Linked DNA regions of Mus musculus: regions 1, 2, 3, 4, 5 and 7 are each linked to region 6. A link is a loop called in an ENCODE intact Hi-C map of the cell type or tissue named here. Cell type or tissue: left cerebral cortex. All regions are shown on one strand.

Region 1 (4,000 bases), 240 kb before region 6:
CCTACTTCATCCTTCTACATACAGTTCCCCAGTTTCCCAATCCCGCCCTTACTGAAGAGACTCATTCCATCTAACTACTTCAAAGGTCCTCGGAGGGTGGCACTGATCTATGTGTCTGTCTGTATGACGGCAGCACTCAGTCTTCATTACACAGACTTCATATTTTGAAACCAATGAGCATGAAATCGCCAGCTTTGTTCTTTTTGTTCAAAAACAAAACAACTCTGGCCCTTTTGGGACTCCATACAAGTTTTGGTATTGTTTTTCTTATGTCTAGGAGACGATGTTGGGATTTTAATAGATTGTGTTGAATTTGTAGATCACTCTGGGTAGGCAATATCCGTCCTTTAAAGCTGTGGACATAGAATAACTCTCTTATTTTCTCATTGGTGCCTTATGACCTCGGACACAAAGTTCTGACTAACTTTATCCCTAAACATTTCACTAATTTATTTACTTGTTTATTTTGCTATTATTAACGGAGATATTTTTCTTTCCTTCTCAGCTTATTATCAATGAATAAAAATTCCACTGATTTTTGTACCCTACAAATTTCCTGGGTTAGGTAATTTATGTTTTCCAGTTTTTTCATGGGGACTTCTACACATAAGATTGTGCCCTCATTAAACAACTTAACTTCCTCCTTTCCTTTTTACCTTTCATCTCTTTCCTAATTGGTCTACCTAGAACTTTTAGTACTGTTTTGAGAAGGGGGACAGTGGGCATCTTCACTTTGTCCCTTTTCTTAGTTCCTATAAGGCTGTTTAGGGCTTGTTGCTGAGCTGGGGGAGGTCTTTATATATTCCTAGTTCTCAATGCCGATAAGAATTCTGTTTGCAAATCCTGTCTTCCACCCATGATTACCTTGATACTCTGTTTATAATATTTTCTGGTGTGCATACATTTTCAATTTTAAGCCCAATTTACCTTACATCTTCTTCCATAATCATTCATAATTCCCCTGTCATGTTCTGGAAGTCACTGCTAAAACCAGCATCAAGGAATGAGCATATTGGTTGTACTGTGGTGAGCAGAACTCAAAGCCAATGGCAAAGGCTTTATCCCCATGGCTTTTTCCTAACTGTTTTATAGTTTCAAATTTTTGTCTCTGACTCATTACAACTTAATTTTTATATGTGATATAAAATAAAGGTTCATCTTTATGTGTGGATCTGTAACTATTTTCTCAACATCACTGTCATGGTTTGTATATGCTTGGCCCAGGGAGTGGCACTATTTGGAGGTGTGACCTCATTGGAGTAGGTGTGACCCTGTGGGTGTGGGCTTTAAGACCCTCATCCCAGCTTCCTAAAGCCAGTCTTCTCCTGTTTGCCTTTGTAACAAGACGTAGAACTCTCTGATCCACCTGTGTCAAGCCTGCCTGGACACTGCCATACTCCAGCCCTGATAATAATGGACTGAATCTCTGAACCTGTAAGCCAGCCCCAATTAAATGTTGTCCTTATAAGAGTTGCCTTGAACATGGTGTCTGTTCATAGCACTAAAACCCTAAGGCAATCACTTATTGAAAAGGTTGGGTTTTACACACTTACTAAGACTTTGACATGTTTTCTTAAGGCCCTGGTACTTTTGTTCCACTGTGATAAATTACAAGCAAGCTCCCTGCCCTTGCTTGCATGTCTTTACTCTGAAATTGCTAGTAGTGAATAAGGAAGCTGTTTTGACCTTCAAATGTCTCAAATTTGTGAACTTGGGTGGGTTATGCAGCTTTTTGGGACTCAGTTTTCTCATCTTGTAAATGGATAAGTGGCACCCATCTTGTATTTAGAGAATCACATTACAGAGTACATAATTAGTTGGGCTCAGTTCCTGACATTATCAGCTCCCATATGCTCAAGAAGCAATGAACCCCAGCCCTGCCCAGGCAGGGCCATAAGACAATCATACACTACAGAGCCTCCTTCTTGGACACAGGGAAATGCAACTGTAAAGACCAGGGATTAGTTTATATACTGCAGAAAAAAAATGTTTCTACAACCTTGCCCCTGACTTGTCTCATAGAAACTTAGTGTGACTCGCCCTCTCCCTGTCCCTTCAGCTCCTAAGTGACCCTGCATCAGTCCCAGAATGTATGAGAGGTTTGTTTGTTTGGGTTGGGGGGGAGTGGTGTTTGTTGTTTGTTTGTTTGTTTGTTTTGTTATCATTACTTGTACTCCACACCATCAAACAGCTTCCTGTTCATTGAGCCTTCGCTGTTTCACAAATACTAAACTCCAGAAACCAATGTCCTCTTGTGCATCTCAAGAACAGGCCTGGACACATGGTCTTGTAGATGGGGGGAACAACCCAGCATCCCTGGAGTCAACTTTATTTAAGGCAATTCAGACATTGCTGAGGCAGGGCAATGTCTCCTGTTGAACACTAGAGGGTAGTCTTTACCTTTCTGTGCAAAGTGCTTAGCCAGCAACCATGGATTTTCAAACCTGACATCACAGAGAAACACCATGCACATGCATGCCAAATCTACATCACTTACACAACAATTCTACACAACTAACATATATTTATATGTATCTGTGTGCAAGAAACAAACAATACCCATTAATACAAGCAAGCACAGAGATGTACAAACACACACATAGCCAAAGACATAAAAGTAAACACATTCTACAGACACTTAACTCACATCTGTACTCTGGGATGCTGTTTTTTACAACAAGGGACTGGAAGTCTGAGAGCTCATATATTCTGCATCATAATAGATCATAAAGTCAAGCCTCAAGTAAGACCGCATTGTTACAGAAACCATTATTACAGAAAAGCAAAATTATTACTTATCTTTATCCTAGCCATCTGAAGAGTACAACCAGCAAGCATGACTAATGCCAACATTAACAGACCAATAAATACATACTGGTTTTGCCAATGCAGTGTGAATTAAAGAGATGGTAGCAAATGAAACTCTAGTTTACACTTGAGCCCACTAAAAACAAAATTATATTTTCTTAACCAATGTTGTATAGCAGTGTCCTCTGAGGAAAAAACCCTACATCTTGGAGGAAAGCTTCTTAAGATATGAGATGCTTTCAAGGGAGAGAAACATTCTGTCCTGCAGATAAGCTTCTTGATCCAAGAAGTAAATAAGGTAAAGACTTCCAGGAAGTTCCTGAAACTGAACAGATTCACTGGCAGGTCTCTCATAAGCAGTAAGGATTGTTGAGAGACACTCTCGGAGAACCTGAGCTGCCTGGAAAGAGGCTCAGATCAGTTTATCTGCCTAAAAGAGACACTCCCCAGCCTGTTGAGCTGCCTGTAAGATGATCAGTGTTCCCCAGGTTTCTAGCTTTTGTGAGTGGTCACTCATGCTGGGCTGGGCTAGATGCAGCTTTGTTTACATCATTTCTGCTCCTATAAATAACCCTTTACCCATATTCCTATAACTAACATAAATAAAACCCACTGGCTCACCAAGCTGGACTTTGGTAGTATCCATATTTTGATATATCATCTGTTCCTTACCCATCATCAGTTCATGTCTCCCAGGAAAAGTGATATACAAAAACCAAAAATAATTTATGAGTACTTGAATGCAGATGGGGAAAGAAGACAGAACATTTTGCCTGTCCAGAGAATTGTCCAGAACACTTCTTTTAGGAACCCATCCACTTAGAATCCTCCTGCCTCTGCCTCTTCAGCGTATCCTATCAGTGGACCATCACAACGAGCAGAAACAAACAGCTCACAGTGGAGGCTCAGGGATATTTTGGAAGAACTAGCAGAGAGATTGTGAGACCAGAGAGTTTTCTCTGAGTGGTGTCTCCTAGGAATGAATGGCAGAAGCTCTGCCCATAAAATCCATCAATATGGCTGCCTAACCCTGAGCTGAACAAGAACCAAATCAACAGATAATGCCAAAGTAGATGGGGAAAGCCCAGAAGACCTCAACCCTACACAAAGTTCTACAGACAACTAAGGACCACTTGGAGTGGGAGAAACAGTCTTCCTCAGAGAGAGCACAATGATTGGTTGTTCAAATCCA
Region 2 (4,000 bases), 110 kb before region 6:
TGGTGCAGGAGGAGCTGAGAGTTCTACATCTTCATCTGATGGCTGCTAGCAGAATACTGGCTTCCAGGCAGCTAGGATGAGGGTTTTAAAGCCCACACCCACAGCGACACACCCACTCCAACAAAACTACACCTCCTAATAGTGCCATTCCATGGGGCAGAGAATGTACAAATCATCACAACCCATCAGCCTCTGAAGAAAAAACTAAGATTTTGAATCAGAAATAAAGAATTGCTTGTTGAATCACTTACGTCTTATGTCTTAGTGTACATGAGGCTGTACAAAACCAACAAAACACATACACACACACACACACAGGGTCAATTATGAACTAATATATATTGGTAATTACATGGTGTTCTGACACTGATATATATATATATATATATATATATATATATATATTATATATGTGTGAGCGTACAAGTATATAATATATAATTATATAATGTATAATATATAATCTATCATTCATATATACATATATGTATATGTATGTGTGTGTGTGTGTGTGTATATATATATATATATATATATATATATATATATATATATATAAATAAAGTCAGTTTCACCTAGGACAGCTCCTCTTACCTGATGATTGCAAACATGGAGTTAAAATTCTTGCATTCCCTGCAGTGCAAGGCAATCTTGATGAAATGCTTAATGATCTTCATCCTCTTCAGCTGGTTTGTTTCCCGCAGGATTTCAGAAGCCACCCAAAATGTTTCCTGGTTAATGACTTCCTCAAATTTCTTCAGGTTGGCACAGCTGGTTTTTGATTTGAGTTTAAATAAATCATCTATGTATTCAGTAGGCTCAATGTTGCGGAAGAGTTCAAAGTTCCTCATGGAGAGCTGCGTGGCAACCTCCACGGTGCTGAGCTGAAGGAGGGAGATTTGGCTCTCTCGCAGCAGCTCCTGGGCATCTTCATCTGAGCAAAGCGTTTCTGTTTCCATGTTGTTTTTCAGATAATACCTGAAAGAAACAGAAGCTCTTCAGATGCCAAGCTGAGCGGCAAGCCTGTGGGACTCCTAAAGGGAACATTGCTAGCTCCCTGGGTGGGGGGTGGGGGTGGGGTGGGGGAGGACTAAGAGACTGGTGTAAGAGTTCTTTTCATCCATCACGGGCAGTACAGATACCACCCCGTGCCACCAGCTCACAGCAGCACTAGGTAAGCAGAACTGAGCAATCCATGGGAAATTCCTTTGTGCCAGTTCTGTAGTGTGTTCTCCCCACGACCCACCCCCCACTCCTGCCACTGAAATACTTCTAGCTTGTTTGCCAAAGGTGACAGAAGAGAGCTATTTACCAGATTAGATAAACATCAACTCAAGTCATAGCTCAGTTTCCTAGTGAAGAGGGAATCTGCCAATTGCTGGGTCTACACTAGCTCAAATGAAGTTTACTTATTTATTTAATGCTTAGAAGACTTAATAACTGAGCTCGCGGGATGGCTCAGCAGGCAGATACTCATCAAGCTAAGAGATCTGAGGCTACAAAATTGTTATCTGACCTCCACACACTTACTGCAGAATATGTGGCCATACAAACACATCACACACATACATACCTACAAACACACAAACACACACACACACACACACACACAATTGGGAGAGGAGACACCCAAAGCAGTTTGTTTTCCTCTATTTGATCTTAAAACAGATTTTTATAGATCTGTTTTACATGTGAGTGTCTTGCCTGCATGCATGTATGTGTACCACATGTATCCCTAGTGCTCTCAGGAGTCAGAAGAAGGTATAGGATCTACCCCAGAACTGGATGACTGCCATCCATCGCATGGGTGCTAGAAACAGAACCCAGGTCCCCTCCAAGACCAACAAGTGCTCCTAACTGCTAAGTCATCTCTCCTACTCCCAGGTTTTAACTTTCAAGTATCTAGATTTTCTAGGGAAGTGGGAGGTGTTACCCCAATTTGTCAGAATAGCAAGCAGGCATTTGCAGCCAAATGGCTGGTCAATATGGATGGTACTGTGACCTTTTTAAGGAACTCACTGAAAATAGGACCCCCATATTTGCTCTGTAGCTTCTCTCTCCCCACTTATTGGCAGGCAGATGCCTTCTCCACATGAAACTCTAGGAACACAGAGCAAGCAGAGTGAGGGTCCTACTAACTGGTCTTTTACACACTTCACAAGACATTTAGGACAGGTAAGAGACAGCCTGTGCCTTGATGGGTACAGACTAATGTGCTCCACTGTGATTCCTCTGATACCCAGGCTCTCCTGAGTGGTGAATGGGAAGCAAAGCTGAAACCCAGTAGCCATCTGCAGGATTACAGACCTATCAGTGTATATGCAGGGGACTCCTCACCTCTGACCCCCTAAGAAGTATTATTAGTGCTGGGGCTGGGAAGAGACATGACATGCAAGGGAGTTTTAATCACAAGTTGAAAGCACAAGGTTAGAAAGTCATGGTTTAAACTCATACCAGGTAAAAGTCAAGAACAATGACATTCTAAAGAAAATTAGAAGGGGGAAAAAACAAAAAGCCAGCAAACAAAGAACCCAATTTATTCATGGGACTGATTTCCCTAAGAGTGCTCAGTTGGCAAGGTCTTGGGTTCAAGTTTCACCAATTGTAAAAACAAAGCAATCGCAACAGCACCGGGCTAGTCTCTTCAAGGATGCGGGCTCAGAGAAGGAAGAACTCTGGTGAGACAGACTGTACCTTCCACTCAGTTGTATCCTGTCGGCAAGCTTGGAAAGCTGATCTGGGAGTCGGCGTTGTTTGATAACTCCCTCTGGTGTGACTGAGACCTCACAGAGGGAATACTGCTCTGGGGTGGCAGTGACAGCAAACTCTCTGATGGCCTGGATGACCACTTCCTTTGCGGTGGTGTCCTTGCTGATCATGATGTACCTGCTTTGTTGGTCAGCCTTGAAAACTCTCAGTACCTGATCTGGCAAGTCTAGGGGAAGGAGAAGCCACACAGAAGCAGAATAAATGTTACTAGATGGCAATGTGATTAGAGTAACACACCATCTCCCTCCCTGACAGAGTTGTGACATGCTACATGCAAAGCCACATTTCCCTCACTGATAACTACATTGTCAAAAGACAAGTGCATGAGTTTTACACACGAGCACATACAAAATATAAAAAACACATATCAAAATGAGCACATACATGCATTTGTGAGAGTATCAAAAAATTTCCATCTACAGATAATCTTCATTATAAAGAAGAGCCCATTTAGCTTACCGAAAATATGCCTCCTGATTTATTTACTAGGTATAACTTAGTAATAAGTATAGAGTACGTTATTCTTCATTTTATCAAAGGTTTAACCACATCAGAATGGTTTTCAGAATACTACAAGAACTAGTCCCAGTGTTGAGTTTGAGGCTTGTTCTGAATCTTGGTGAACAATAAACCATCCATGCCCCACTGCCAAACATGCATACAATGTCACTACTGCATCTGAAAGAGAAAGGTCTCTGAACTGGCAGAAAGGCTGCGGCGCTCACCAGGAGTAGTGCTGAAGTCCAGAATCCGGTGGTGTGACTGCAGCAAGTCAGGGTTACTGGAGGACAGCGTTCCACTGACAGGCAGGGCAGCTGGGATGTGCTTGGTCTGCCTCAGTCCTACGATGCTATCATCTTGAGACTGACCAATCCCAATATCACTGAAAAGAACAGATTTTAAAAAATTAATTATTAGCAAGGTAAAGGCTCTAAGTCACTACAGATCATGAAATAAGCCATTTTCACTTAAACTTGCAATTAATGTAAAAATATTGAAAACTGTTAAGGCTCATGATGCGAAACATATTCAGTCCAGCTCACTATCTTTTAAACAGTTAGTAGGTTTCTCTACAAGCTGTCTTTTTAATAAGTTATAACCATAACCATTATTTATGTTTTTAGTACAAAAATACAGAAGAGGAAATGTGCTGCTATATCTGACTGAGGGAATGGAAATGAACCTAAGACAAAGTACACGGGAAAAAATCCACTTGAGTTCACTATGCCAG
Region 3 (4,000 bases), 47 kb before region 6:
CTCGGGCACGGAAGCTTCTCTGTACTGGCGTGACAGCTTCAGGGTCTGGCTTCATGCCTACAACACTCATACCTCAAGACTCAGTACTGACAACTTGGAAGTTTATCAGCCACACTTTCTTACACGTTGACACAATTATGTCAGGTACGAATTGTGAAATAAAGTGAACCAAAGATTAGAAGAATCCTATAGTACAGGTTTATATGAGCACAGATAAACTATGTGGCCTAGAAGTGAGAAGCCCTGACCTGTGTTCTATTTACCTCATCTCTTAGCCATCTACACTTAGTAACATTCAACAGAGAAAAACAAAACAAAACAAACCCCTTCTGCTGTGTGAGGAAGTGAAAACTTTTAAATTCTAGTTACAATGTTAAAAAAGTAGAATACCTTGTTCAGGAACCTCCCTAATGTAAAGGAACCCCAGCTAAATGGAATTCTGTTGAATTCCTTCATGCCTTTTCCTTCTAACATATTTACTATATCTATTCCTCTGACATTGAGGAAAATAGTATGTTCTTTTTTTTTTTCGGTAAATAATGCAAGTTTACTTAGTTAAATTTGTAAAAGTTAGAAATACACACCAAAATTTAAATAAAAATTAAATTCACAAGATAATTGCTTCTCTATTCACCATCTCTCAAATTACCCATTAAGCTCATTTCATTGATAAGACACATTATGTTTTTTTTTAATTAGGTATTTTCCTCATTTACATTTCCAATGCTATCCCAAAAGTCCCCCATACCCTCCCCCCCACTTCCCTACCCACCCACTCCCACTTTTTGGCCCTGGCATTCCCCTGTACTGGGGCATATAAAGTTTGCAAGTCCAATGGGCCTCTCTTTCCAGTGATGGCCGACTAGGCCATCTTCTGATACATATGCAGCTAGAGTCAAGAGCTCCAGGATACTGGGTAGTTCATATTGTTGTTCCACCTATAGGGTTGCAGATCCCTTTAGCTCCTTGGGTACTTTCTCTAGCTCCTCCATTGGGGGCCCTGTGATCCATCCAATAGCTGACTGTGAGCATCCACTTATGTGTTTGCTAGGCCCCGGCGTAGTCTCACAAGAGACAGCTATATCAGTATGTTCTTCTTATCGGTATTTATTACTCATATTTAGAACTTACTTGGTTCTTAATATTAACCATGGCTCACAATAAGCTTCCAAAACAGTTAAGCCCAAAAGATACAAGAAAACTATACAATTATCTTTTGTTAGAAGAGGTCTGTAAGACACAAAGTTAGAGGGCTACAAGGCTACAGAAGTCTAGTTTTCAAATACCACTATGCCTGAGTAGTGACTCATTGTCTCTTCTCCTCACAAGAAAGGGAAAATTACAGAAATAGGGGATTTGACAGTGAGAAAGGAAGAAAGAAGTTATTCTTTGAAAACTGAAAAAAAAAAAAAATCAGAAACTTTGCAAATCCGATTCCTAATATTTTATTGCTCCCCAAACAAGTGACATTTAAAAATCCTATGGTCTGGAGCGAAGGAGATGGTGCAGTGGGTAAGAGGACTTGCTAGGAAAGCATGAGGCCATGAGTCTGAATTCCCAGCACAGCTTTGCCTGGAACCCCAGTTCTTGGAGTAGAGACCAGGTGATCCCAGGCCACCAGGTGGCTGCTTGGCCTTACGGAAAATGGGACGTTTCAGCATCAATACTTTTTAGAGACATTTTAATCCAGCAACATGGCTGCTCTGGCAAGGGATCACTTCCAAAGTCCTTCTAGGTCTGTATGATCCAGCTGGAACACAACACACCTTTAGTCCCTAATAACGAAGATGAAGTTAGTTTGTAGTAGGAAGCAACCGTGTTTAAAAGTGTGACATCTAATTTAGGGGCAGACAAAGTGAAAGATCTGACAGAATGAGTCACAGATAGGATGTGCCCAACTCTCACGAGGACAGGAAGAGAGACCACCTTTTTATTTTTTAAGATTTCATTTATTTTATGTATATGAGTACACTGTTGCAGTCTTCAGACACACCAGAAGAGGGCATCAGACCCCATTACAGATGGTTGTGAGCCATCATGTGTTTGCCAGGAATTGAACTCAGGACCTCTGGAAGAGCAGTCAGTGCTCTTTACCACTGAGCCATCTCAATGTAAGAGGTTCAGAAAGAATTCAGTTTGGGTCAGTTTGGTGCCGTTCAGTTCAATGCAGTTGCGTTCAGTTGCGTCCCTGCAGTTCTGTACAGTTCTCGTCAGTTTGTACCTCAGTGCACTCAATGCAGCTCAGCTCATGGAACTCAGAGGCAGCAGTATTTTCAAGCAGAGCAATGCAGTCAGAAGTCAGGGAACCAATTCTGAATCAGTCAGGTTTGGGAGGAGTTTGAGCCAGAACAACTGGGTTGAACCAACCAGCTAGAGTTCAGAAAGAGCTAGAAAGGGGAGGTTAATTTAACAGTAAGTCTCAGAGGCTGAAATATCTAGGCCTAGAGTAGTGGGCTTGTCTGTAGTATTTATTGATAGCCTAGGTCAGTAGATGGGAGGCTGGAAGCTGAAGCCTTCAAGGCCTGGGCTTGCAGAAGATTAGATTACACAGAGGCTGGAAGCTTCCAGGCCTAGGCCTAGCAATAGTTAGACAGAAATGCTCTGGGTTCAGCCCAAGCCATGTACTCACAAAGCTTGGGCATGGCTCTCATCTCTTCTCATCCCTTTTCTGAGAAAATAAAGCACCATTTACAAATACTTAGGAGCACTGTACTGGCTAGTTTTGTGTCAACTTGACACAGCTGGAGTTATCACAGAGAAAGGAGCTTCAGTTGAGGAAATGCCTCCATGAGATCCAACTGTAAGGCATTTTCTCAATTAGTGATCAAGGGGGAAAGGCCCCTTGTGGGTGGGACCATCTCTGGGCTGGTAGACTTGGGTTCTATAAAAGAGCAGGCTGAGCAAGCCAGGTGAGGCAAGCCAATAAAGAACATCCCTCCATGGCCTCTGCAACAGCTCCTGCTTCCTGACCTGCTTGAGTTCCAGTCCTGACTTCCTTTGGTGATGAACAGCAGTATGGAAGTGTAAGCCAAATAAACCCTTTCCTCCCCAACTTGCTTCTTGGTCATGATGTTTGTGCAGGAATAGAAACCCTGACTAAGATAAGCACTTACAAAGGATACAGTTACAGTGGATGTGAGCATCAGAGGACTCACGACCACTCCTAACTCCAGTTCCAGGAGACCTCTTTTGCCTCCACATACACTTATACTCACATCGCACACGTAAACTAATGCAGTCGGGAACACACATGAGTCCTCACACTTTCTTCACACCCCTCCCCCAAAAGAAAAACTTCCAAAGAGGAAAAGTTGATTTGGTGGTGGAGGGTAGTACTGGAGATTGAACCTGGCCCCGCTTTGTACATGCTATGCATACACTCTACCACTGAGAAACATCCCAGGCCTCTTTTTACTTTTAAGAAATGGTTTCACATTTTACTATGTTTTTGTTTTATTTCTCGATCAATCTTAATGGTTTAAAAATAAAAATGTCACCCTAACAGATCTGTTTTACAAATGTTAAGTTTCTGTGTACAACTTTTCTAAGTGTGCAAATAAAAGAAGAGGAGGAAGAGGAAGAAGAGAAGGAGGAGGAGGAGGAAGAGAAGGAGGAGGAGGAGGAAGAGAAGGAGGAGGAGGAGGAAGAGAAGGAGGAGGAGGAGGAGGAGGAGGAAGATATGGTTTCAAGTTGCCCAAGATGAACCTGAATTTACTCTGTAATTCAGGGTAATCCTTGAATTTGCGCTCTTCCTGCCTTAGATTCCCAAGTAATTGAGACTATAGAGTTGAACCAACAGATCCCTTCTGATAAACCTTTTATATCTTAATCTTACATTTTCACGTGATCTATTTCATCCTTGAATATACTTCAGACTAGTCCTTCACATATCTCACTGGAAGTGCTCACAGAGTTAATCTATAAAATGGTGCTTCCAATTCATTATTAAAAATAACTTAATTATGATATAATACAAAAGAAGTCGGCACACTGCCTGACA
Region 4 (4,000 bases), 96 kb before region 6:
CACATGAGAAATAGAAGAATGGATCTTGGATGAATAAGGGAATGTTTGAGTGGACACCAGTTTCCATCTACTCAAACTCATCCCTGCTAAGTTCGTAAGAGGAAAAAACAGGAACAAGGTTTTGTCTGGGTGTCACTGATCCTCGAGCTTTCTAGGCGGTAGAAACCCCTGCTGACCTCTTCTCCGTCGTTTAACACAATGGTTCCAGCTCTTTCCACCACTGCAAACACCATCACGGCACAGAGCTCCCGTCTTACTGACATCGTCATATTGGCAAAGGCCGGCAGCTGGTGCATAAATTCCAGTAGTTGTTCTGAAAGGTAAAACCGTAATTTATACTGAGAACACATCTTCAGAAAGAAATACTGAGCTGAGCTCCAGACCTCTGTGTGCCTTCCCTGCAAGAGGAGAGCTTGCCTGCAGAGAGTGCTCTGACCACTGAGACTCAGGAGAGAGCTGGACTCCCAGGACTGCTGACAGAGGCTAACAGAATCACAGGAGGAACAAGCTCCACCCAGAGACAACTATAAGAACTAACTCCAGAGATTACCAGATGGCGAAAGGCAAACGTAAGAATCTTACTAACAGAAACCAAGACCACTCAGCATCATCAGAACCCAGCACTCCCGCCTCAGCCAGTCCTGGATACCCCAACATACCTGAAAAGCAAGATTTGTATATAAAATCATATCTCATGATGCTGATAGAGGATTTTAAGAAGGACATTAACAGCTCAAAGAAATACAGGAGAACACAGTTAAACAGGTAGAAGTCCTTAAAGAGGAAGCACAAAAATCCCCCCAGAACTGTGTCTCTAGCTGCACATGTAGCAGAGGATGGCCTAGTCAGCCATCAATGGGAGGAGAGGTCTTACAAAGATCATATGCCCCAGTACAGGGGAATGCCAGGGCCAGGAAGCGGGAGTGGGTGGGTTGGGGAGGGAGGGGAGAGTATAGGGGACTTTTGGGATAGCATTTGAAATGTAAATGAAGAAAATAGCTAATAAAAAGGAAAAAAAAAGAAGAAGAAGAAGAAAGAAGAAAGAAATACTCCAGGAAGACAGACTGAAGGGCTTCTATCTTGGGCAGGTAATGCCAAGACTGACTAGCTCTGTATCTCAAACCCTAGGCAGAAGGTTTCAATACATGGGTGGCTCTGGTAATCAGTGGTGGGTGGTACCCACTGACTCTATCTGATATGACAATCTTCTGAGAAATCTTAAATACATCTTATAGGAAGAATAAGTCTGTCTAGTGAATCTTACTTCTGGAATGGGCATGCAAATCCATGCCAGGCCATAAAATTTTTTAATCTTGCAACAAAATAATTCTGCAATAGATGATCCACATCAAATCACACAAAGGCAGAAGTTTCTACACTGAGAAATTCAGGGGCCCTCTGATGTTAAACCTAGAGGGGATCAAAGGCGTCGCGATCCTCTGCTGCCACATCACAAAATGCCTTGCTCTTTCTAGACTGTTCTATGGCTACCACCCCTCCCCCTACAGACCACACATTCTACCCTTTCTGTCCCTTTGCAAAAGTTCTCACGTTTTCCTGCAAAGTTCAATAACTATAAGAAAAATATGAGACAATAAAAGATTATCTAGCATTAAAAAATAGAACTGGATAGGAAATGTCGACATCATATGTAAGAACAAAGGTTAAAGAGAGAAAAAGGGTCTAATACTAAATGTAAGCCATTCCCAGATTCAGTTGAAATACCATATTCAGGGACTGGAGAGAGCGTTAGGAGTTAAAAGGCATGCACTGTTCTTGCAAAGGGCCTGAGCTCAATTCTCAGCACCCACATCACAAAAGCCACAACTACTAAATACCTCGTATCTAAAAGGCATGGTTTATGGAGCAAAACCAACTATGATAAATTCACTTTCTTCAAAATAACTGAGACAAGGACACACATCCAGTGATCGTTGGGAACCCAAGGAGAAGTTGTTTTCTTTTGCAGTTCTTAAAAAATATCAGCAATTTCATCAACTTTAACTTAAATGCTCATTTGTGCATGCGAGCACCCACATCAGCTCTGTCACTTCGCTGCTGAGTAATGTTATCAAATAAAGGTTAGCCATCGCAGAGATGCTCCTGTTAGAAGCCAGCCAGCCAGCTTTGCGTTTATTTGTAGGACTATGAAGGGCGCTTGCTTTCCAGGAATTCTCAGAAAGGTTTTTCAGATACTAAGTAAGTCTTACGTTTCTAGGAACAATAGACATACTGTACATACTTTAATTTTAAATTTCTTACAACCATTCTAAAATTAACACATTAAAAAGAGAAGGTGCACCAGTCAGTTTACAAAAAGGAGGCCTTCAAATCAATGCATTTATAAGCAGTATTTAGGCTTTTAAAATGCCCATGGAAAGCACTCTAAAATAAGATGGTATGTTGAACATATAGACTTTTACTAGAAATGATAGTCGATAGATTTGTTTGTGATGTTGGCCTAGAACAAGAATAGTAGCAATTGGAAACAGATGATATGTCTGACCCGAGGAAGCCAAACTGTATGACCACCATTCCCCTGGCGCAACCTTCTGCCTCCTTCTGTGGAGATTGTCTTTAAATAGAACCACTCCCTTCAGCAGGGGGTGGGGCGTCTGGGACCCAGCAGGTAAACACATTTCATGGTTCACATGTTAGGAAACCTAAACTCATAGATTCACCAGGATCCTTTCCAGGGTTACGGATGCCATAACTGCTGGGGGAAGTGATTGGCAGCCAAACCGAGGAAAGGAGTCTCTACCATGTCCAGCTTCCTGGGTTGCAGGTCTCCTTAGCTTTTCAGTAATAGCATGCTTTTGAGCCATCCATGTTCCTGTAAGTAACCCCCAAATAAAATTCACTGGCCCATCAAGTTAGACTTTGTTCCTCTATCTCCTGTTCCGTACCCGGGGTGAGTAGACACACGCCATCTCCCCAGGAAAGATCTGTCTCACAACACTCTGTCAGCCTAGTCCCTGCTCCTTTCCCCTCACAGAGCCCATGCTATCTGCTGTATCTCCCCTGCCCCACAGCACACATTCCGCTGCAAGCTGTAGCTTCCCTTGCCTAGAGCAGGACAAGGTCCAATCTCTCCTCTTCATCCTGAGCTGCCAAGAACTAGAAAGTCCCTGCCACAGGAGCAAAATGAATGAACGATTACCAGCACAGGCTCTTCATCTCTAAATCGTCTGCAGTTCCAGCAAATGACTTCATTAGACATGAAATCAAAGGGCTGGTTTTCTATTTCCCACTATATGCATACAGCTTAAACTGCCGGTTTTCCCACAAGTGTGTTTGCATAAACTAAAACAAAAGCAGTAAGTTACTCGCACCTTCCCTTATCTAATCTCACTGAGTTGAGCTCACTGAATTCTCCTTCAAACATGTACAGGCTTAAAGAGTTAGTGAAGGGCACAACACACAAGTCGCCTGCGACTGGCAGAGGTACTTACAGACCCTAGAACTGGGTGGGAGATGGCCCTGGTGATCACCTAGTATCTTACACAAAAAAGGTCAGAGTTGGATGTGTATTCAAACGCAAAGCTACTATTAAGGAAACAAGTCTTGCTCCTATTAAAAGGGAGACATAACTCCCCTAATGGTTTTAATTTTGAGGGGCACTTCAGGGCTCAACCAGCACAAATCGGTCTTAGTTACGGTTTCTCTGGCTGGAGGCAGGGACAGAGTTACCACCACACACAATATCTCATTAAGCTCAATGACTTTCTAGTCCAGTGGTCCAAACTCTTTCCACAGTTCTGCCCTCAACATGCTCAGGTCTGTCATGAAATACCCCAATCCTGGTGCCCACTCTGCCTTAGTTAGGGGTTTTAACTTCACCTTACAACTCTCGGGTCATGCTTCACCATTGAAAACAGTCAGGGCAGGCACCCGGAGGCCTGACTGAAGAGACGCCATGGAGGAGGGCTGCTTGCTGGCTTGCTTCCCAAAGTTCACTCCACTTACTTTTCTTCTTTCCTTTTATTTATTCTCACACAGA
Region 5 (4,000 bases), 87 kb before region 6:
GACATTTGTCACCCTGCTTGATGGCCTGAGTTGTATCCCAGAGGAGAGAATCAATTGCAAGTTGTCCTGTGAATTCCACATGTGTATGTGCATGCATGTACCCGATAAATACACAAATGTATTTTAAACATAAAACAAAATATATTAATTGAAAAACAATTCAATGGCTTGATCTTAATTAATACCTTTGTTTTGCCATATTCAATACATATTTTAATAAGGAAATGTTTCTGTGAACCAACATTCCTAGAAAGAACAGCTTCCACCGAACCTTTTGCAAAGCTGATCAGAACTTCAATGATAGAGATGCTGGAAGGTTGCAAGTCCAGAGCCAACCGACCTGGGCTTTACGCTCTGGCTCCCTAGGAGCCATCTGTCACCTGCCTCTGTACGTGACCTGACATCTTTCTGCCTGTTAGGTAAATCCTTTGGCATGCAGAAACAGAACACTAGCTTCCAACAACTAAAAAGCTAAGTATGCACCGTAGACCTTGCTAGTTAGGGTTACTACAGCTGTGAAGAAAAACCGTGACCAAAAGCAACTTGCAGAGGTAAGGGACAAAGGGCTTATGTGGTTTAAGCTTCCATATCATAGTCCATCACTGAAGGGAAGTCAGGATATGAACTCAAGCAGGACAGGAAACCTGGAATAAGGAGCTGATGCAGAGGCCATGGAGGTGTGCTACCCATTTGCTTGCACAGCCTACTTTCTTATAGAATCTAGGACCACCAGCCAAGGGGTGTCCCAACTCAAAATGGGCTGGGCCTCCCCTTCAGTCACTAATTAAGACAATGCCCTACAGGCTTGCCTGCCTACAACCCCATCTGATAACGTATTTTCCCAATTGAGGCTCCCTCCTCTTGGATGACGTTAGCTTGTGTCAAGCTGACACAAAACTATCCAGGACAGAGCTATAGGTAAGATTTCCTCACTTTTCTGGAACCTGACTACCCTGTGTTTCCACCAATGTGTTTAAAAATAGTCTTGATTTCTTTATTCTGTTACTATACAACCTTATGCGATTATTACAATATTGGAACATGGATTTGAGGTAACCTGAATCTGTTTCTGGCCAATGATCACTTATATCTGGCTCTAACATGATCTCCTATTCCCTTTTAGGTGAGAGCTGATTTTGTGTCAGCAGTTAAGGTACTCAACTTGGAGCCCCAAAACGATGTTTTCACAGGAGGAAATCACCCCAATCGGAGCCAGCGACCAATACAACAGCACAGGCCCTTTGTGTCCAAGGTTACCTACGAAGGTGAATTTGGAGTGCTTCTTTCTGGGAGTCTGGCTTTCCTAGGTTTGGCTGAGGGCCCATCTGTTTATATCAATGGCTTATGATCCTATTGGGTCAGGATTGCTTTTGAAGCCTCTGGTTTAAGGTATCCATTTGTGTTTGTTTGATCAATTTGAAAGCATTTGATGTATTAATTTAAGGGATTGTTTTGATTTTCCTTCTGTGGCTGTCATAAGACACTCTGACCAAAAGCAACTTGGAGAGTAAAAGGGTTTTAGCTTACACCTCCAGTTCATGGTCCACCACAGAAGGAAGTCAGAACATGACCTCAAAGCAGACGGCCATGGAGGAAGGCTGCTCACAGCTCCTAGTTACCTAGCATTTTTACACAGCTGAGAGCCATTTGGCCAAGGAATGGTGAGGTGCCCTTCTGCATCAATTAGGAACCAAGGATGTCTGTGACAATCCTTCACAGACATGTCCACAGACCACTCTGATAGAGACAGTTACTCAATTAACACTCAATTACAGGCTGCGCCAACTTGAAGATGATTCTAACTAGCACAGAGAAGAGAGGAGCATTTGGAGAAAACCAGATTTTTCTTTTGGTACTACACCTGATTTTATATTTGGGAAGTGTGTTAATTCGAATTGCAAATATTAGAAAAATGGAAAAATCTAAAAGTAAAGTAACTTGGGTTTTATATTTTCTGGGGGAACACTTACTATCTGCAATCCATTTTACTATGTTAATCCTAGGAATATATATATATATATGTATATATATATATATATATATATATATATATATATATATATATATATATATATATGACACCCCAGTTTAATTGGAATTTAAAAACATCGAAAAAGCACAAATACAATCATTAATTTATAAAATGTAACAGGAGCGTAAAAACTACATCTAAGTTAAAAGGCGATGGCTCAGCAGTTAAGAGCACGGGCTACTCATCTATAGAACCTGGGTTCAGTTCTTGGAACCGACAAAACAAGCAAGTTTTTACCTCAGTCCCTGAGTATCTGGCTCCCTCTTCTGGCCTCTGCAGGCACTGCATGCACATGGTGCACAGACATGCAGGCAACACACCCATACACATCATTTTTAAAACAAAATAAAACAAAACAAAATCAAGTAACAATTTTTAGATGTTATACTTGAACGAAAGATAAGTTCTGAGGACAGCCCTGTGCTGTTTCCTCCCTTTCTCTGAGCTTGCCTCTGCTCTTTATCTCCCAACAGAGCAAAATGCATTAAAAAAGGAAAGATTATTATGGCCTGATTTAAAATAAAGTCAGAGAGAAAAGAGATTCCTCACTATATTAAAATTTGTAAAGAGCACTTTCCCTTGGCAAGTCCATACCCATATTTGGGCATGTCCTTTTTCTTCTTTAGAGTCTTTCTTGCTCCTAACCCTTGTGCTTAAACATGGGAAATATAATTTAGTGTTCGTGTAAATTAAGACATTGAGAAAGTCATTTTAAGATACTCTATTGCTAGTTACTCTTAACAACAGCAGAAGACACAGCCTTAAATCTACAGGACAAACATCAACTTTTGATCTTTGGTGCTAGAGAACCTTGCTAAATCACAAGGAGATTAAAATGTCATTTTTTTTTCTGGGTATACCTGAATTTCATGTAACTCTATTATGTGAGTCTCTGATGATTGTTTTCATATGTATTTTGGGAGGTATGGAGTTTCCAAAGAAGAGCTATGCAATAAAACTTGTGGTCACTTCAATTTTTCTCATTAGTTTTTCTTGCATTCTAAAAATAATTATTTTAATTTATTTTTGGCATGTCTCATTAAAATGCCTGTGTATATATTTGTAAATTTAAGTGTTTTGGTGATACATAAAAAGATCTGAAAACATATACTGCTTTACAAATGTGAATATTCTCAATTTCTTAAAAGCTACTGGAAAAAAAAAAAAGCAACTTTGGGTCCATAAAATGTTTCTTAAAACTTTAAAATGTTACTTGTTTATATAAACAACATTCATTGGACTTGTAAGATAAATGTTTCCTTAAGCTATAAAATTTAATATCATATACATAGACTTTGATAAGGATTTCCTTTCAAAACGATTTAAAAAAAATAAAATTTTTTTCATTCATATAATAGTCAACAAATAACTCAAGAAACAACGAACCCCCCTCTCCCGAAATATCCTTTAAGCCCAGCACTCAGGAGGCAGAGGCAGGCAGATCTCTGAGTTTGGGGCCACCCTGGTCTATAGCATGAGTTTCAGGTCAGCCAGGGCTACACACAAAAACCCTTTCTTAAAAAAACAACAACACAACAACAAAACGGAAACAGAAGCTACCTGATCTTTGATGTCTTTCACAGTCTGCCTCTCTGCCCCACTATGTATGCCTGTACTGTCTGCATGTGCCCAGGTTTTATACCTTTTACTCAGCACCAACTGGGAAATCGGAATCTCCCAGGCCATAGTCACTCATATTTGGCTCTAAAATAAACTACTTTTGAGGAGGAAAAAAAAGGGTTCTGTCTGTTGCTATGACCATAAAATGATAATTCTGCAGCTCTTTAGTTGAGTCAGACTATAGCAACTGTCCACAGAGGAATGAATGAAACATTTAGAGTACCGAGAACCAACTCCCTCATCAGCACTCTCATTCTGCCAACTGGTAACAGCGCAGCCGTAGAGATGCTTCCAAAAACACACCCAGCAGCGCAAAGCCTGCGAAACATACACAACACCTCGTGGCCA
Region 6 (4,000 bases):
CATGCGGCCCAGCTGAGCCAATCAGATCACATCCTGAAATATCCAAGGAAAATAGTCAAACAGCATAAGTCTTAGCGACACAAAGTCATAAATCAACAGTCAGCGCACACACGCCAAAGTCACGGGGAGAGGAAGCACAAAGCCAATCCACACAGATGTAAAACCGAGAGGCCATATGGCCCTTAGAGGCAGTAAAGTCAGAGACAGTTCTTGGCTTCACTTCTAGTCCCTTGCCGTCTCAATGAGCATCCTTACTGTCTTCAGATGTTTATCACGGCTTCCCATAGGTTAGTTCTTCTTTATCAAAGTTCACCTGAAACTAATGCTATGTGCTATGATCAAAAATGTCCCAAGACAGCTAACATAGTCATTTAACAATTTTTCATGTTTCTGTTTTCACTCATCTCTTGCTAAGAAAATAAGAACAGTTTTTATGACATAAAAACAAGCATTTAAAAAAAAAAAAGCCATATGTGTAACAGGCCAAAGTACTGCCTTGCTTTGTATCAGTAGACGATATCAGTAGCAAGATAAACCAATTGTGCAGAAAGAGCTTTAAGATCACTGTGTTGTGTCTCTACACCATACCTGCTCCTTGGAAGAAACATGGACTCCTTAATGAACACGGAACCAGAAAGAAGTATATACCAGCAGGTGCCAATATCATCAGGACTGAAAAGTAAAAAAGACAACAGAAATCAGATAATAATCCACAGCAACAAAAATCAAAATTTATATAGCAGATGGTATAGCAATCCATGCTACTGCACACAGAATCACAAAAGGCAACAGCATACAACCTATTGAAATATCATTACTGAATATCAGAGGTGCTCTTAGCACTCTTATCACTAATACATTACGTTAACGACAGTCACTGGTTTATTTAAATGTTTTTAATTTTCCTTAGATCGATCAACACCTGTCATTTCAGATTTTGTTTTTCCAGTCTAATTTTTTGAGTAGGAAATACTTTCCTTTGTTTCAGTGAAACAAACAAACAAACAAACAAACAACCCACAAACTGGTGTTCACTTCAGCAGCACATCTACTAAAATTGAAATGATACAGAGATTAGCATGACCACTGTGCAAGGATGACAAGCAAATTTGTGAAGCATTCCACATTTTGGAAAGTCATCTAGAGACCGCCCCACCCAGGGATTCATCCCATCTGCAGACACCAAACCCAGACACTATTGCTGATGCCACGAAGCACCTGCTGACTGGAGCCTGGTATAGCTGTCCCCTGAGAGGCCTGACCAATACAGATGCAGATACTCACAGCCAACCATCAAACTGAGCCTGGGGAAGAGCTAAGGGAAGAGCTAAGGGAAGAGCTAAGGGAAGGACTGAAAGGAGCCGAAGGGGATTGCAAGATTGCAACTCTACAGTAAGAACAAGTTCCCAGAGACTAAACCACCAACCAAAGAGTATACATGGAGGGATCCATGGCTCCAGATATATATGTAACAGAGGATGGCCTTATATGGCATCGGTGGGAGGGGAGGCCCTTGGTCCTGTGGAGGCTTGATGCCCCACCATAGGGGGATGCTAGAGCAGTGAGATAGGAGTGGGTGAGTGTGGGTGGAAGAGCACCCTCATGGAGGCAAAGGGGAGGGGAAAGGGGTGGGATGGGGAGAGTTGTGGGTGGTTAACTGGGAAGGGGGATATCATTTGAAATGTAAACAAATAAGATGATTAATAATAATCAGGAAAAAAACACCCGAGCTTTCATGGAACCCAGTCCATTCAAGCCTTCCCCAGTGAACCTTCTTCTCAGACTTCCCCATCACACAGTGTTCTCTGAGTGTCTTCACATATTTGCATGCAGTAACTAGACAGCTGCTTATTTCCTCTTATGAAAGAAGAAAATGAAAGCAGGACAATCTTATGGGTTTGTGGACAGTAGCTCTCCTACGTGAAGATTCCACTGTACAGACGGCTCTGCCTGACTCAAGGCATCCCCCTGGTGGTAGTCATTTCTACTTAAACACATTTAGGAGGAGAGGAGCTGTTAAGTCATTCAGAGCATTAGTATCATCAAAGTGACAATATTAACCATCACATCTCCCTCAATAGGAGGCACGTGTGTTATTATTACCTTGTAGTCTGCACAAGTAAAAAAGACTACCATTTACAAGGTTCAAAACTAGTTTCAACTTTTTCTGACAAGAAAAATTAAAAATCTCTGTATTAGAAAAGAGGGAAAAAAGAGGAAGATTTGTAATTATATTTTAATCTGTTACAGAGAAATGAATTTTTTGCTTTGAGCTTTTAAATTTTTTAGATTATTTGACACGTATAGGCCCTTTGCCTGCATATGTGTCCATGCACTGCTACGTGCCTGCCTGATGCCTATAGAGACGTGAGGACAGCGTGTTGAATCCTCAGGAACTAGAGTCTCACACAAACCTGACCTGCCATGTGGATGCTGGAAACTGAACCTACGGCCTTTGGAAGAGTAAGCAGTGCTGTTAAATGAGAGAGCTATCCCTCCAGCCGCAAGGGAAATCGAATACTGAAAACATAAGACAGTAAGGTTTACCCACCCCCACCCCCACCCCCGTACATAGCCTTAGGCAAGTCAACAGGATTAAATGTACAATGACAACTGCATACAAGTAATAATTATTCCATCTTTTAAAAGCATGACGCCAACGTCTGTGGTGACACGGAGCATGCAACTGTGATTGGCCTTTTGGTGATTTCAAATCTGTCAACTTTAAAGACAAATTAGTACAGACCAAGTGTGTGTGTGAAGTTTGTCAACTCCGTCCCCCTGTCACCTATCACAGAAAGCACACCGACTGACAGGTTACCGGTGCTCAAAGCGGATGAAGAACCTGGACAGCGAGTACTCGCGCTTCCTGAATAGCCACTGATTACCTGCAATTGACTCTTCCTATCAGGAAATCTATGCAGCAGATTTAAGGGTTTGAACATGAGAAGACGGGTCTCAATCACTACTGATTTGAATTTGTCTGGCAGGTGCTGTCCCAGTTCAAGTATCCGTCCACGGCCCGAGTGTTAGAGGATTCGTTACGAGCCCCAGGGTTACTACTGGGAGGGGGTGAAACCTTTAACTTGGGGGGCCTAGAAACTGACACTAGGTCACTGGGGTTCTATCCTTCAAAGGAGCTGTGGACTCGGTCTCTCTGGCCACCAGAGAGGAAGCACTCTTCTCAGCCACCATTCCTCACAGGATGTGCTGTACCTCACGGCAGACCCATAAGCAGTGACTGAGCAACTGTGAGACACAATAGCCTTCTTCCTGCTGATTATCTGTTTCGTTGCAGTGATAGAACTCAAAGGCATCATTTGCAGTGTCCTTTGCAAACACAAAGGTAACAGAGACAATGGCTCTCTTCCCAGGAGAATCTGCGGCTCACCCACAGAAGCCGTGTTTTCCGAGAACGCATTCGCAGAGATTGTTCAATCAGAGAATACTTACACTAGCCACTTACTTTGTGCCAAGATAGACATGAGGTCTTTACAGTTGTACTGTCCCTCTTAGGATTTGAGGTTTTACTATGGTAAGCTAATAATAACTAAGAATGCAAACTAGTACATTCTATTTTAAAGCTGTTCTAGAAACAAATCCTCCTTCTCTGTTTGCTCTCCACTCTCTACAAAAGACGTTCACTTTCCACTCTGAAAATTCCCTCACGCAAAATGCCATGTCCAAAACTCTGTTTCTGTTAGACCTTCTTGACTCTCACAAAGCACTGCAGCAACCCTGCTTGTCTCCTATCTCGCAGCAGAGTCCTAGGGCAGCTGTTACTAGAGGATCTTACTTTTATGTATGTGAAGTGAAAAGTTTGCTTTTTAAAAATCAAACTAGAGTTGTAAGAACAACGTTCATTCAGTATAGATGAACAGACAGACATACAAAATAAAAGTAAAATCTCTCCTGGGCACACACTGGCAATGAATCTAGTTAACGGAAGACTGGTAATGCAAGCAGTAGTAGCAGTAGTACTGATGATGTCATTGTTTCC
Region 7 (4,000 bases), 130 kb before region 6:
ATAGTACATTTCTACCATCTTCAACAAAAATATAACCAATATGTACAATTATTGTATTAAAAATACAAAAGGGATACAGACTCCACCAATGTCTTTCTAAAAGACATACAGGTACAAGTGGTATCAAAAGCATGAGGAAATCACCAGTTAATTGTACATTCTGCACTTGACATCACAGAGCGAACTGAGATTAGCAGTCCTATGTTCTACAATTACTTAATGCTTAGATAACATCTGTGCAATTTGTGGTAGAGCTAGAGGTTTGTCTTTCTATATGCACATGAGGTCCATAGCCTATAGAGTAAAACTGGCAATAATGCATATTACATGGAAAATTACAAATGCGTAAGTGACAATGTGATACACAAGTAGACAAACGCCATGACATAGAAGAGAATTATTAAATAAAGCACTGACATTGTTTGACACAGTGAAAAAACACTGCAATTCGACCTTTAAAATTTGAAGCTATTTACGTTTATCTACTGATCAATATGATCAGCTGAATTTAATGGAAAAATCCAAGATCAGCAGCCCCTCACATCTGAGTACTACTCGGATTGGCAGCCTTCACTTTTCCGGAGTCTGTGCAAAAACAACACAAGAATAGACCGGCGGGGTCATTTTCAGTCATTCTAGGGCTAGCAGCAGCTATGAGCAGACGGGCGCTACACTTGGCCTTCTCCATATGCAGCGTCCCCAAAGCCACTTACAGGTCAGCCTTTGGTGACTAACCATTTTGCAAAGGCTGGCGTATTTAACCATGTTTGTGACCTTTAATCATGTTTAAAGACATACTCTCTGGTGCCAATCCAACAAGGGGAGGCTGTCTTGAAAGAGCAGTACAAACAGCTGGCATTCGCTCCAACACCCCAAGCTGCCTCACTGCAATGCTATCCAGTTATAAATGTTTCTTTTAAAAAATAAAAACAAAAAGCTCTAAAACCCTAAATTAACAAAACTAAAAAAAAAAACAAAAAAACAAAAAAACCCAAAAACAAAAAAACAAACAAACATAACTTAAAAACAGGGGTTGCCATCCATTGTAATTGAGCAGGACACACTCTTAAATAACACCATCCTGCCTCATAAGGCTCAGACAGGACACACAAGTCCTAGTTCCCTCCCCTGGCCATGTGCAAACTGTTTTACATTAGAGCCTCACCCACTGGGGAAGGGGCAGGTGAGGAGTCTTGGTATTTAAGTAATTGGCTAACGTTTGATGCTTCTGGGATAGGGCACTTCACGGGCAAGGCCAGAAGGACATGGGAAGACAGGGTCACTGCCCAGGTCTTCCCTTGGTGCGGCCAAACCCTGTCCGGCATATTTGGTTTTTCAGAAACCCAGGCTGGCAATCCTACTTAAGGTTCAAAATAATACTGTAATCATAAAATGGATATAACATTTACTCTCTGAACACAATCTTTAAACTTATTTTTTTTTAAAGGATATTGTAAACAAGTGGACAAGCACTGTACTCAAAGGATTTCATATCAGTCTTTGTCTTCCTTGGTGGGTTCGAGACCCCGGGTAGTTCAAAGGCTAGCTTTTCTCATCTTCCAAATGAGATCGAGGGCTAGGACTGGATTGAAATCTAAGAGGAAGATTGGAATCTCCTTCCAGGCATGGAGAAGGGCCGCCAGAGGGAATCGCCTTGTGACGATCTTGGAATTTGGAATGATACTGCGTGACGTGGCAGGCAGCAGCTCAGGGGCTGCTGGGCTGTGCATTTCAAGCAACAAGTCTGCAAAGTGCCAGGGCAATTTCTTCACAGTATTTCACATGCAAAGGGGAAAGGAAGAAGGGGAGAAGAAGCCCCATGCTGCTTTAAGGCAGGGAAGGAGGCAAACTGGTCCACCATCCTCAGATGTGCGTGCCAAGGCTCCAAGGCTTGGGACGTCTTCTTGTGCTCTCCTTTGGGTGGCTCACTGTGGATCAAGGAGCCTGGGCCTCAAACAGCAGACACTTGTTCATCTTCTGCAAACACAGCAGGGAGAAAACAAAATAAGGAATCAAGAAGTAGATAATTTTTCTGTGCTATCATGCACAAAAACAACAAAATGGGTACATCATGCAAATCTTAACAGATATCCACAATATCCACGAAAATATATGTATATATCTTTGGGGGTGGGTTGAGAAAGGGTTTCTCTATGTAGCTTTGGCTATGCTAGAACTCCATATGTAGACCAGACTGGCAAGATCCTCTTGCCTCTGCTTCCCAAATGCTGGGATGAAATTTGTACACTGTCATACCTGGTTTATAAAAACTATTAAAAAGGCAGTTGGGTGTGGTTGTTTAGGTCCATAATTCCAGCACCCAGGAAGCTGAGCCAGGAGTAAGTATCTGAAGCCGGTCCAGCCTACTGTCTTATATACAGTAATAACTGTGATGGCCAGTCTGCTACCTTGATTAACCTGGAAAAGGGAAATTTCAACTTGAGGAACTGCCTCCATTAGATGGCCTGTTAGACATTTTCCTGATTGCTAACTGATTCAGGAGGGTCCAGCCCCCTGCAGGTGGTGCCATCGCTTGGAAAGTAGGCCTGGCCTATATGAGCTGAATGTGAGCCTGAGGGAAATCCAGTAAGCAGTATTTCCCAGGACCCTGCTTCAGTTCCTGCTCCAACTTCCCTGAATGATGGACTGTTGTTACCTGGAATGTAAGATGGAATAAATAAACCCTTTCCTTCCCCAAGTTGCTTTTGGTCAGATTGGTTTTATAACAGAAAAAGGAACCAAACTCAGACAGCAATAAATAAATAAAATTATGTACATGACATGCTTATTGGTTGGAAAGTGATTAGTGAAATTTATTTAAGCTCTAAAACCTTTCCAAGATTTCTATGTATGCCTGCTTCTGTGTGAGGTACATGCATGGGAGCAAAGTTGTCCCTGGGAGCCAGAAGAAACGACTGGATTTCCTGTACTACCATTTTAGGCAGTCGTGAGCCACACTTACATGGGTGTGGAAACTGAACTGTGTGTGCTGCAAGAGCAGTTTACATTCTTAACCACAGAGCCATCTCTCCAGGCCTTCCTTTTTAAAAAGTGTGTTTTTAAAATTCTGTATGTACACACACACACACACACACACACACACACACACACACACACACACACACGCACGCACACACACACGAGATCCAGTGGCCAGCAGAGTGTGTTGGATCTACTGTATCTAGAGTTACTGGGGGCTCTAAGATGTCCACATGAGTGTTGGGGGCTGAATTCTGGTCCTCTGGCCAAGAAACAAGAGCTCTTGGCCACAGAACTCTCTCTCAACCCTAAGCCCCTCACTTTTTAACTACAGTTAAACAGGCAAACACTCAGACACAAATAAAATAAAAACTACAAAAAAAAATTCCAGGGGAATATACAAAAATATCAATATTTATTTATCTATAATTGAACGATTGTAATTTCCATTTATTATGTTTAGACTTTGCTATAACGGCTGTGTACTAAAATAAACCACCCCGAGCACTTCAAGCCACTTCGACACAATAAAGAAAACTCAAAGCGAGGCAACACTTTCTACCTATTAAGTTGCCAACTGCAACGCTTCCACTGGAAACGGAACCAGCAGCGCTTCAATAGGCAAAGATGTTTCTCTGAATTCTTGAAATGAGCAACAACCAGAGATTTTTACTCTAATCCTTAAAACAGAGCCACAAAAAAAACTTTAGCTTTACTAAGTGTTGTAGAATTAGCACCCCCTAGGTCCTGGCTTCTACCTCTAGCAGCAGGGAGGGGCTGGGGGAGACTCCCATCAAGTCTACACCTTCTTACAAGCGATTCTGATAATCCCTGCAGTCCTTAAACCATTCAAAAGATAAGTTCTTCCTCTTGCAAAAGAGGGGGAAAAAATAAAACAAAAAGAGCTCTCTACAACATGCAATTAAAACTCCTGGAGCCACCGCCCCCACTCCTCCAAGCTGCCAGTGGGTTACCCCAGGAGCCCAGGTGGGGTGTGAGGGAAGCCTACCGTCCTCCTCCG

Evidence for each region. Peaks named below come from ENCODE experiments on the same cell type or tissue, not always from the same donor. Only the 100,000 strongest peaks of a DNase experiment are listed, where the experiment ranks them.
Region 1: a loop joins it to region 6, with 6 times the contacts of the local background. A loop is called at or near these places in 38 of 42 quality-filtered maps.
Region 2: a loop joins it to region 6, with 2.3 times the contacts of the local background. A loop is called at or near these places in 10 of 42 quality-filtered maps.
Region 3: it touches region 6 in a loop (2.4-fold over the local background); 7 of 42 quality-filtered maps call a loop at or near these places.
Region 4: it touches region 6 in a loop (2.2-fold over the local background); 14 of 42 quality-filtered maps call a loop at or near these places.
Region 5: it touches region 6 in a loop (2.2-fold over the local background); 15 of 42 quality-filtered maps call a loop at or near these places.
Region 7: a loop joins it to region 6, with 2.7 times the contacts of the local background. A loop is called at or near these places in 8 of 42 quality-filtered maps.

The regions. Positions count from the first base shown.
Region 1 is chr3:78,956,615-78,960,614 of GRCm38, forward strand. No RefSeq gene overlaps it. Among named protein-coding and RNA genes, the nearest start is that of Gm23440, 21 kb to the right of the region's middle. In left cerebral cortex, a CTCF peak has its summit at 2,375 (motif pointing right); a DNase peak (open chromatin) is centred at 2,418.
Region 2 is chr3:79,085,151-79,089,150 of GRCm38, forward strand. Rapgef2 (Rap guanine nucleotide exchange factor (GEF) 2) reads right to left here. Exons shown (of 24, transcript NM_001310536.2): 12 at 3,495-3,652; 13 at 2,695-2,935; 14 at 595-978. Among named protein-coding and RNA genes, the nearest start is that of Gm52609, 30 kb to the left of the region's middle. In left cerebral cortex, no CTCF peak of the experiment used is centred here; no DNase peak of the experiment used is centred here.
Region 3 is chr3:79,148,820-79,152,819 of GRCm38, forward strand. It overlaps a transcript of Rapgef2 not described here. Among named protein-coding and RNA genes, the nearest start is that of Rapgef2, 5.1 kb to the left of the region's middle. In left cerebral cortex, a CTCF peak has its summit at 2,004 (motif pointing right); no DNase peak of the experiment used is centred here; H3K27ac peaks cover 78 bases.
Region 4 is chr3:79,098,918-79,102,917 of GRCm38, forward strand. It overlaps Rapgef2 (Rap guanine nucleotide exchange factor (GEF) 2), which reads right to left. Exons shown (of 24, transcript NM_001310536.2): 4 at 177-313. Among named protein-coding and RNA genes, the nearest start is that of Gm52609, 44 kb to the left of the region's middle. In left cerebral cortex, no CTCF peak of the experiment used is centred here; a DNase peak (open chromatin) is centred at 2,069.
Region 5 is chr3:79,108,065-79,112,064 of GRCm38, forward strand. The region is part of intron 2 of Rapgef2 (Rap guanine nucleotide exchange factor (GEF) 2); the gene reads right to left. Among named protein-coding and RNA genes, the nearest start is that of Rapgef2, 36 kb to the right of the region's middle. In left cerebral cortex, a CTCF peak has its summit at 2,306 (motif pointing left); DNase peaks (open chromatin) are centred at 2,303 and 3,940.
Region 6 is chr3:79,195,347-79,199,346 of GRCm38, forward strand. Gm24150 (a small nuclear RNA gene) reads left to right here and starts at 1,028; the gene lies at 1,028-1,131. It also overlaps a transcript of Rapgef2 not described here. In left cerebral cortex, a CTCF peak has its summit at 1,965 (motif pointing left); DNase peaks (open chromatin) are centred at 1,937 and 3,465; H3K27ac peaks cover 662 bases.
Region 7 is chr3:79,062,585-79,066,584 of GRCm38, forward strand. It overlaps Rapgef2 (Rap guanine nucleotide exchange factor (GEF) 2), which reads right to left. Exons shown (of 24, transcript NM_001310536.2): 23 at 3,989-4,000; 24 at 1-1,977. The coding sequence ends at 1,952. Among named protein-coding and RNA genes, the nearest start is that of Gm52609, 7.9 kb to the left of the region's middle. In left cerebral cortex, a CTCF peak has its summit at 2,494; no DNase peak of the experiment used is centred here.